Linked DNA regions of Homo sapiens: region 1 is linked to region 2. The links are chromatin loops, found by intact Hi-C in ENCODE. Cell type or tissue: MCF 10A. All regions are shown on one strand. Links, peaks and the distances in the headings refer to the core of each region. The heading gives the core; the rest is flanking DNA. Region 1 has its middle 130 kb from the start of IGSF11-AS1. Region 2 overlaps LOC105374060 (a long non-coding RNA gene).

Region 1 (5,390 bases), core at 326-5,325, 280 kb before region 2:
CAATAGGGCATTTTTATAATGTTTTCATGGTTTTAATATTTTCCAGCCTGATAGAGACAAAAAAGTATTTCGTTGCTGATATAGTTTCCATTACCTTAATTATAATTATTTTTATTTAGCATATTTTTAGCAGCTACTAGTGATGGGCGCTGTGGTTTTAGCAGTCACTTTTATTTGTTTGTTGGAATTGTCTATGTTTTTTTCTCTATTTTCCTGTGGCATTTTCATATATTCATTATTGATTTCTTATTTGTTGACATATAAACTAGAAACAAATATATCAAAAATATTCTTTGAGATGTCTTCCATTCATTCATGTTCTTAATATTGTTTGACCTGGAGTTCTCAGGATCCCTCAGGTAGTCTTGCTACCATATGCCAATAGGTTTCTCAGTCTTTGCTATGGGAAAACATATACTTCATCTGTGAACAGTGTGGTCTAATTTATTATTTAGAAATATATATATATACACACATATATATGTGTGTGTGATATGTGTTGTGTGTATATGTATACATATATATGAGTTATAACAGTGGAAAAGAGAATGAGTTCTTAAGATGTTCACTAGCTTTATATTATGTCATCAAAATGTTTGCATATTGACTACTTTGTAAAATCTTGTTTAGAGATTGGGAAGCCCACTTCGTGGAGATCTAGATGACAAAAGGAAAAAGTGATTGAATGTGATAACTGTCAATCATCTGGAGTATAATGGGGGCTATGATTTCTCAAGGGAGAGATGAAGGGACCAGGTCATATCACTTGAATATAGTTGCACCTAAACAACTATCATGTGGCGTATGTGGGGTGTGTGTGTGTGTGTGCGCGCAGATATGTCTTCACTTTGGCTCAGGTCTGTGCAACAGTTCAAGGAGAAGTGATATCTGATGACTTCTTAATGTTATCTTGAGTAGAGAATAAAGGAACTTTGTTAAAAATATGTCTGATAGGTATCTGGGCCTTTCAATCACTGCCTTTAAAAAAGAACCTATTAATTAATTTGGGGCAAAGCAAGGAAAAAAGAATATTGATCTTTAGCCAAAAATTATCCTAAATCCTCTGATTCTAGTAATCTGTGTCAAATAACTTCACCAGCAAATTAAAAGGCAAATAATAAACAGGAAAAATATTTGGAATAACTAATATCCTGAAGAAAAAGTTCCCCATTCTTCTTTTAAGGTATTTAAAAAATATGTTCTTATCTGTTCATTTTTCCAAATAAAATTTAGAATAATTTGTCAAGCTCTACACCTTTTCCTTCAAAAAAATCTAATAAGAAATAATTAGAAATGCAGAAAAGATTAACGTATGAATTTTTTATAGTACGTATGTTTATCATAGATTTGGTGAATTGACATTTGAGATCAATGAGTTAATGCTTAATGAACACACGAGCCTCCAAATGTCTCATGATATCACACAAAAATAAGACATCAAGTAAGCCCTCTCTCAAATGGGACAGGTGAGCACCCCATCCCTGACACAGCTCTCACTAAAAGCATAGTCAAAAAAAATTGCCAAATGCATGTCATTCCACCATGAACCAGGCCACAGGCCTAGCAGGAAGATTGCATATAGAACTATTCTTTGCTAAATGAGGTTCCTTGGCTCAGTCCAAACAGAGGAATGAAAATAAGGTCTCCGATGTTTTGTGGACAGGAGCTCACACAAGAAATTACAAGCAGATTTTGGACAGTTTGGGGATGGGGTGAGGTGGTCTGATTTGGATGATGTAATTATTTCAACTGCAGTGTGATGAGGCCAGCTTGGCAAAAGTATTTTCTATGTAAACATGTTGTCCCTGAAGGACTTAGTGATGAATCAACACATGGGCATGGCATGGGCCTGGCTCAGTGGTCCAGACAATTGTGGCTGCCTATTTCATCAGGCATTTGGTGCCACGATTCTATTTACTTTTGAACTCTAGCACACTTTTGCTGAGAAATCAACTGCTTAGAAGTTATTTAGAAGTGAATGGATCATTTGTTTGACTGACTCTTGATTCTAACTCTTTTACCTTTTCAGCATACTCATCTTTACAATATTCTCAGTTCCTGAGAAGGCTTAGTAACTACTGAGCTTTCTCTGGAAGCTTCACAATTAACTTCACATTAATGCTTATCACAAATGAACCTCTCTCCTTGTCTGTGAAATGGGATCAATATATTGTCTGCCTAACTCATAGTGTTGTTTTGATAATAAAATAAAATTATGTATGTGAAAAATGCTACACAAATGTGAGATATTCTCATACCTCAATATTAGGTTTTCGCATTCATCAATAAAGATACCCTTGAAATGCACCAGAGGACTGGCCTCATTTTGCATTTTGCCCTCTCTGGGATAAAACAAACATGCTCTTTCAAAAGTAGTCTATTTTAGTCAAAGTAGCCATCATCACTCTGGTGATGAAATTCTGGAGCCTTGTGATTTGTATCCAACATTGTTTACCTCCACAGCAAGGGTATGTTTTACTATACGTGGTGCCAAACAGGTAGTACTTTGTGAGTTCCTGCTTCTCACCACAAGGTGGTGCCAGTGTATCCAATAAGACAGTTTACTCAGCGACTGAATCAAAAATCCTCTTCCTTTCAGCCCTAATTTATGATCAGGATTTACAACCCGTTTCCGTAACTTTACCTTTCCTAAGCCATCAATTCTGTTTCTCTTTTAAAGATTCTCTTCTTATGAAACTTCTTTTTTTTTTTGAGGATTAAGTTGGCTTAGTGACAAATTCATGCCTACATTTTGAATTATTGACTGTGGATATCCTCAGGGGTCAGTGCTGGCCTTTCTTCCCTGAGATTCAACAACACCCAATGTTGAACTTATTTGCAGAATGTCACCGTCAGGGTCTGATCTTAAATGTGTTGTGACGAATGGTCAAATGGGAGGAGGGTGTGAAGGCATTTTCTGGGCTGCTGAGTTATGCACTGTGAAGGAGCTGCAGGCTCCATATCAGAAGACCCGTGTGACCATGGGCAAGCCACTTGACCTTTCTGAGCCTCAGTTCATCATCTCTAAAATGGCAATCATGGTAACAGCAATCTTTTTGGACTATTATGAAAATTAAGGGTAAGCAATAATGTCTTTTCTCATCTGTAGAATGCTATGATAATAGTTCCTTTTTAGGGTGGTAGATAGTAAACAAGAGAAAACATACAAAACTCCTAAGAAAAATACCTGCAACTTAGAGGGCGCTCAGTGAACATTTTAGTGACGATTGTAGTCACTAATGTCATCACATGCCAGAGGTTCTGTGCGTGGAGCTGGGGTCGAGCTGGAGGAACACTGAGACCTCTGCTCTTAGATTCCTTAGCTCTCTATAATTGTAGATAACTATTTCCCTGTTAGGCATGAAGCTGGTCATCTTGCTGCATTTGAAGTGGTAGGAGGTTTTGTCTTTTTATTTTCCTACTCCTTTTTTCCTTGTTTTACTTAAAGGGAGAATAAATTATTTCCATGTCAACTTCCCTCCTTTTTAAGGATGTGAATTTCAGCTGTAAAAACACCCGAATAAGAAGGCAGGGGACCTAGTTTTCCTCCTAGCAGTGTTGTCAAGGAGGATTGTGAGGTTAGAGAGAGCTGGCCTGGAAGCCAGGAGACTCCAGATTTAGAGACTTGGAAATAAAATTGCATATATATTTAATGACTGGCATTCTCTGATTTATTGATTACTCAAAATGGGAATGGTAACATTTTTTACTCCTATCAGATAGGAATGTTATAAAGGTTAAAATGAACATGCAAGATGTGAATGATAATATTGAGGTTCTAGATGTCAGTGCTACAGATAGAGGTTATTGGTATATGATAGTAGGTGTGTGTTGGGTGAGAGAGGTCATGCTTTGTGAATGCTGATTGAACAAAATATGATTGACCTGGCAATTTCCATGATAAAATCAGGAAATGAGGTTTTTGCATGTTCTCTCTTTCTTTCTCTCACTCACACACACATATACACCCTCCACACCCTAGTTCCAGTTTTAAATATAGGACAATTGTTTGTCCCAATGGAGTTGAAAATGGAACAAACACTAAAATTTGGGTCATTTCCAACTGTATTTGGGATACCTAGCAGTTTTGCTCTTGGAGGAACATGAACATTATTTTCTAAGGCAGGGATCAGCCCATAGCCTCTCCTTAAGAAATCTAGTGGCACAAAACCTGCCTAAACCTGAATAGGTATGAGGCATGGAATAATTCAAAGAGCAGATAATAAAAAAGGAAAGAAAGTGGGAATGAGAGAAAGAGAAGAGGAAGGCAGAGAAAGGACAAAGAGAGAGTGGTGCATTGTGGGGAGTGAAGACAGTCCCCGGCTGTGTTCAGATGTGCGGTAGAGGAAAGACTAGAAGCTTGGGAGTTAGGAGACCCAGGGCAGGAATCCCAGTTGTGCTGCCTGGTGACCCTGTGGCCCTAAGCAATTTACTTAACCATTCTGATGATCAGTTCCCTTAATTCTAACGTAGGGTTAATAATATCGATCTTTGCATGGTTGTAGTAAGTTTAACAGGACACAATGTCCTGGTACTAATTTGTGGGTGTGTGTGTATGTCTGTGTGCTCTTACCACACTGGTGGTCTCCCACTATGAGGAAAGCAGTAGTAGGCTTCCATTACATTGCTCAGTGGTCTGTTTCCCATTGCCAGCTGTTCTTTGTCTTATTGCCATCATAGAAAAGTAATCCTGGGAGCTGGGGTGTGGTGTGATGGCGGACTTGGGGATTACGGAAAGTCATCCCAAGGAGAATGTACAGGTGAGGCTAAACAAGATGGAGGTGAATGCCTGCCCTACCCATCTGGAGAGTGTCCCTTCAAAGGCCAGCTCTGCTGAAGCTTAAGTGAATTGCTATATGTTGTTGTCATATGCAAAGACTTCCCTTGAGAGCATCCATTCTTGTCAAAATATGCAAAATAAATAGTCCAAGGACAATAGTCTCCAGAGTCCCTTTCAAGCTAACTTTGAACACAAAATTAATACTACCTTGGGGTAATTTTTCAAACACACATGAGTAGACCTAATCATGCCGTTAGTCTCTGATATAGCTTGGACGTTTGTCTCCTCCAAATCTCATGTTGAAATGTGATCCTCAGTATTGGAGGTGGGGCCTGGTAGGAGGAGTCTGGGTCATGGAGGTGGATCCTTCATGAATGGCTTGGTGCCATCCCCTTGGTAATAAGTGAGTTCTCGTTTAATTAGTTTATGTGAGAATTGATTGTTTAAAAAGTGTGGCATTTCCCTTCTCTCTCCTGTTCCCTCTTGCTGTGTGACATGCCTGCTCCCTGTTAACCTTTCACCGTGAGCAAATGTTTTCTGAGGCCTCACCAGAAGCCAAGCAGATGCTGGTGCTGTGCTTGCATAGCCTGCAGAGCCATGAGCCAAATAA
Region 2 (5,390 bases), core at 177-5,176:
ATACTGCTCTTTAATGCACCGAGATGTTTGTGTAAAGTCAAACATAAATCTGGCCTAGGTGCACATCAAGGCACAGCACCTTTCCTTAAACTTATTTATGACACAGAGATCTTTGCTCACATGTTTTCCTGCTGACCCTCTCCCCACCATTGCCCTATAGTCCTGCCACATTCCCCTCCCCGAGATGGTAGAGATAGTGATCAATAAATACGGAGGGAACTCAGAGACCAGCGCCGGCACAGGTCCTCAGTATGCTGAGCGCCGGTCCCCTGGGCCCATTGTTCTTTGTCTGTACTTTGTCTCTGTGTCTTATTTCTTTTCTCAGTCTCTCATCCCACCTGACGAGAAACACCCACAGGTGTGAAGGGGCTGGCCCCCTTCAGTTTAATCTCTAAATTTTTCCTATGGAAAAGTACTTAGTTAGCATCTCCATGAAGGATACTCTCAGCATTACATCACCATTTGGCATCTTCTCAGATGTTTTATACGTTTTCACTTGGGCAATGTGAACTCACATGTCCGAAATAGAGCTCATCTTATTCTAAAAACTTCTTCCTCCCCTGACTTTCCTATTCATATTGGCGGTAACACTACTCAACTGGTTACCTAGTCATACCCATCTCCTGCCTCCCCATTGCCTGACCACTAATCTTTATTCTTTATAAGGTTTTCCTAGTGGTTCCCATTACTATTGTCAGGACCTTATTATTACACACTTAGATTGTATGTGCAAGTCTACTATTTTAACAAATGGTGATAGGGCAACTGGATATCCACATGCAAAAGCAGAAAGTTGTATCCCTACCTTACACCACGTATGTAACAAAGTTAACTCTAAAAGGATTGTAGACCGAAATGTAAGAGCTAAAATTATAAAACTCCTAGAAGAAAGGTAAGCATAGATGCTTGAGACAGACAGTAAAAGCAAAAGAAACAGAAGAAAAAATAGTTAAAATTTTACTTTTCACCTCAAGAAAGTAAAAATACAATCCACAGAATGAGAGTAAATATTTGCAAATCAGATACCTGATAAGGGACTTACATCTAGAATACATAACTAAGTTGTAAATAACTCTTACAATTCAGTAATAAAAAGACAACACAAGGATCTGAATAGACATTTCTCCAAGGAAGATGTACAGAGGGACAATAAGCACATGAATGGATACTCAACATTATTAGTCATTAGGGAAATGCAATGAGATACCACTTCACACCTACCTGCGAAGATGGCTATATTCAGAAAAGCAGACAATTGCAAGTGTTTTCAAGGATGTGGAGAAATTAAAACCCTCATACTTTGCTGGTAGAAATGCAATATGGTGTAGCTACTTTGGAACACAGTTTCACCATTCCTCAAAATGCTAAAGAAAGCTATCATATGACCAAGCAATATCCTATGTATATACTCAAAAGAAATAAAAACATATGTCCATATGAAAACTTGTGCAAAAATGTTCATGGCAGCATTATTTATAGTTGTCTAAAAGTGGAATCAACTTAAAATGTCAATCAACTGATGAATAGATAAATAAATTGTGGTATATGCATGTTATGGGTTATTATTAGCAAAGAAAAAAAATAAAATATTGATACATGCTACAACATAGATGACTCTCAGAAACATTATGCTAAGTGAAAGAAGCCAGTCATAAAAGACTATATGTCATGTGATTCCATTTATATGAAATGTCCAGAATATGCAAATTTATAGAGACATTAAGTCTCTTGATTATTGGTTGCAAGGGCTGATGAGGTAGGGAAAAATGAGATTGGCTGCTAATGAGTACAAGATTTCTTTTAGGGAGAAACAAAAATATTCTAAATTTAGGTTGTGATGATGGTTGCGCAATATCTGAATATACTAACAATCATCAAATTGTAGACTTTAAGTTGGTGAATTTTATGTTCTGTGAATTATATTGAATAAAGCTGTTTTTTAAAAAGTCTCCTAAGTCATTCTCTTTATCTTTTTCACTTCAAATTAATCCAGTTCACTGCCACAAGTTAGTCCATTATTTTGCTCATTCACATTTTTGCTCAATACCCGTCATTGCTGTCTATTGACTCTAAAGTCCAAATTTCTTCACTTAGCATTCTAGGCCTCTCACATTCCAATCTCAGTGTACCTTTTTGACACCCGAGACTGCCTTTCTATATAAACGCTGCTTCAGCGAGGTTGGCTTACTCTCTGTCTCTGTCCCTCTGTACATACTAGTACCCTTAACTATAATGCTCCGTTTTTCTTTTTTTAATCTAAATCTTACTCTTCTATCAAGTTCTGTCCCTTTGGTGACAATTTCCTTGGCTTGTGCAGTTCTCAGCAATTTCTCTCTCCCGTGATTCAGCACTACTCGTTTTGCACTTAACATTATACCTCTGTGATGAGTAGGGAGGAAACTTATATTCTAAATTATTTAGTAACAAAGGTGAGAGAATCAACATACACTTATTCAGAACCCTTCCCAGAAATAATCCATTTTATGTTTTCATTTGGAGATAATTTGCTAACAACTTTAAGGTGCCAGGAAGTGACAATCCTAAAGTATAATGTATTTAAGCGTAATTTAAAACAGACTGCATTCTTGAAAACTGAACAATATCATACAATAATATTCTAATTGACAAGAGCACTTATGACTGATAATAGATACCGGAAAAGATGAGTTAGAAAGAAAAACCTGGTAGTCTAATTTCTGGGCAGTCTAACCCTGATCTTTTATTCTTTATACAAAATTCTGTTAGTATGGAGAAAGAAATAGCCTTGGCTATGAAGACTGCAGCAATTCAATAAGAACATTTACATCTTTTCTAATAATATCTTAGTCTGAGGAAATGCCTCAAAAATCATAATTTCTGGGCAAGGCATGACAAGAAAATTGTCTTCAATAGGCAAGAAATACAATCATAATATTAACAATAATGATTAACATTTAATTCTTATTATCCAGGTTTGTATTTGCATGCATTTTCTCATGTAATCCTCAAAATAAACCTCTGAGCTATGAACATACTATTATTATTATTTTATTTAACTTGACTACGTTAGTTCAGATTAGGTTTGAATGCAATAGAAGAAAACCTTGAAATAACAAGTAATTTGGAATCTTATTTCTGTATCATGTAACTATGCAGAGATGTTAGTCCAGGGTTTGGACGGCAGAGTGTGGCTCTGTTCCAAGTCCACAAAGACCAAGATTCTTACCAGTTCACCATTCTGACATCTACTGGGTGTGACCATTAGCCTCATTGTTTCTGGAGGGATCTGTGTTTTAGGCAACAGCGTTAAGGAAAGGATGAGTAACAAGGGGCAAAGAGTACACCTGGAAGGTTACTCTTCAGGAAGTTATGAGAAATTGCTCATAAGACATTTTCATTTAAACTGGGCAGAATTAGTCATATAGGACATATAAAGGAATTAGTTGCAAGGAAAGCTAGGAATACTACATTGTCCGTATTTTGGGTGGCAGTGTGCCAAACTAAAAATTCTATTTTTGTAGAAAAAGGTGAGACTGGATACCAAGAAGTTCAGGATGACCTGAAGTTCTTACTATATTCTCTAATGTCATAAACAACTAAGTGGTGGAGATGGACTCAAATCTTATCTGTCTCTTTTAAAGCCCATGTGTCTGAAGGTAACTCCTAAGTTCCTAGGGTTTTCATGGAGAGATGTTTAATTTGGGAAGAGAGGCCAAGGTGCATAGTAGGCACTGAGGATCTTAGCTAAATATACTTCTTAGTAAACCGTGAGGCTGCTTTCTTTGAGCAAAGGCTTTAGGCAACTCATGAACTCAAAAGGGATGGGGCAGGGGTGGGATTGAAATCCCCCAAATTCCTATGCAGGTCAGAGAATGAGATCCATCATGGCTTATATCTTTCTCTTGTTATTAGTCTGATTTGGAGCTAGAGACTAAATAATGGATATACATTTTTCATGTTCCATTATCATTTGTGGTGAATTACATAACTATTGGTTTTCTTTTTTTTTTTTTTTAAGACGGAGTCTCGCTCTGTTGCCAGGCTGGAGTGCAGTGACACGATCTTGGCTCACTGCAACCTCCACCTCCCGGGTTCAAGCTATTCTCTTGCCTCAGTCTCCAGAGTAGCTGGGACTACAGTCGTGCGCCACCACGCCCAGCTAATTTTGAGTAGAGATTGGTTTTCACCATGTTGGCCAGGATGGTCTCGATCTCTTGACCTTGTGGTTTGCCCACAAATGCTGGGATTGGAACTTGACAGAAAATTAAGAAGTAGATTAAAAAAAGAAAAATGGAGCATTATAATTAAGGGTATTTGCCTTCCCAAATGCTGGAATTATAGGCATGAGCCACCAGGCCCAGCCTGGTTTTCTAATTATTATTAGTAAACACAATCGTACTGCTCAATTTCATGCCAAACAAACTGTTCTGCATAGAGACAAACAATGTAACTTCTTATAACTGGAAACTTATATATTATTAAGTCTCACAACAAGAAAAAAATTCCAACTTTAGCTTTATAGAACTGTAGAAGGTGTTTTAAAGACTACTTTTTTTTGAAACTAGTCTTTAACAATAATGATTCCTCTTTAAGTAAAAACTGCAAATTTTAACTTGGTGTTCACCTTATCCTGTTACATGTGCAATTACCTGGTACTTTCTTTTGTTTCTCTGTTCCTTTCCATTTTAAGGTGATTTTTAACCTCCAGGTTAAGAAAGTTGGCTTGGAAATAAGACTCACTATTTCCTAGCTGTGTCTTTAAATAAGTCACTAAGTCTAAAAGCCTCCTACTGTTTACTTTTAACTACAATGAATATAGTGCACACTTCTTAGTGCTATTGTAAGAATTAAATAAGAATATACTTTGTAAAGCGATTGTACAAGTTATCAATTATTTTTAATTATGATTTTTTTTTTCTGACGCTCTTTCATCTGCTTTTATATCCCTCCCCTATCTATGAAAGAGTGATTTTCTAACCGTAGATTTCTCCTACAAAGGATCCTTTTACTGTCTAGCAAACCAGAACACTTACTGACCAGCTTGGTGACAGTATGTGCTGATTAGGATGCATCATTCTGCTCTGTCAGTCTTTTTGCACTGTGTGGCAAGAACAAAGACTTTGACATCACCAGGACCTGGGTTTGATATCTGGCCCTATATCTTATTAGTCGTGTCACCTCAGGTGTGTTCTTATACATTCTGAGTTATTTTTTTTAACTTCATCTATTAAACAAGAATGATAATTGTACCTAATTTTCAAGGTCATAGGGAAAATTAAAGATAATGAATATAATTTCATATTACTGGTACCTAGTTGTAAATATTGTGCAAATATAAAGTCAAATAATATGGCAATAGGTTGCCATAGAAGAATGTTCCAAATTAGAATCCATCCAGGCTAAAGAGAAAG

The links. Peaks named below come from ENCODE experiments on the same cell type or tissue, not always from the same donor. Only the 100,000 strongest peaks of a DNase experiment are listed, where the experiment ranks them.
Region 1: it touches region 2 in a loop (2.7-fold over the local background); 1 of 110 quality-filtered maps calls a loop at or near these places.

What each region holds. Positions count from the first base shown.
Region 1 is chr3:118,815,020-118,820,409 of GRCh38, reverse strand. No RefSeq gene overlaps it. Among named protein-coding and RNA genes, the nearest start is that of IGSF11-AS1, 130 kb to the left of the region's middle. In MCF 10A, for the core only: a CTCF peak has its summit at 2,506 (motif pointing right); a DNase peak (open chromatin) is centred at 2,539.
Region 2 is chr3:118,534,842-118,540,231 of GRCh38, reverse strand. The region is part of intron 3 of LOC105374060 (a long non-coding RNA gene); the gene reads left to right. Among named protein-coding and RNA genes, the nearest start is that of IGSF11-AS1, 410 kb to the left of the region's middle. RefSeq lists a silencer at 1-153. In MCF 10A, for the core only: no CTCF peak of the experiment used is centred there; a DNase peak (open chromatin) is centred at 3,271.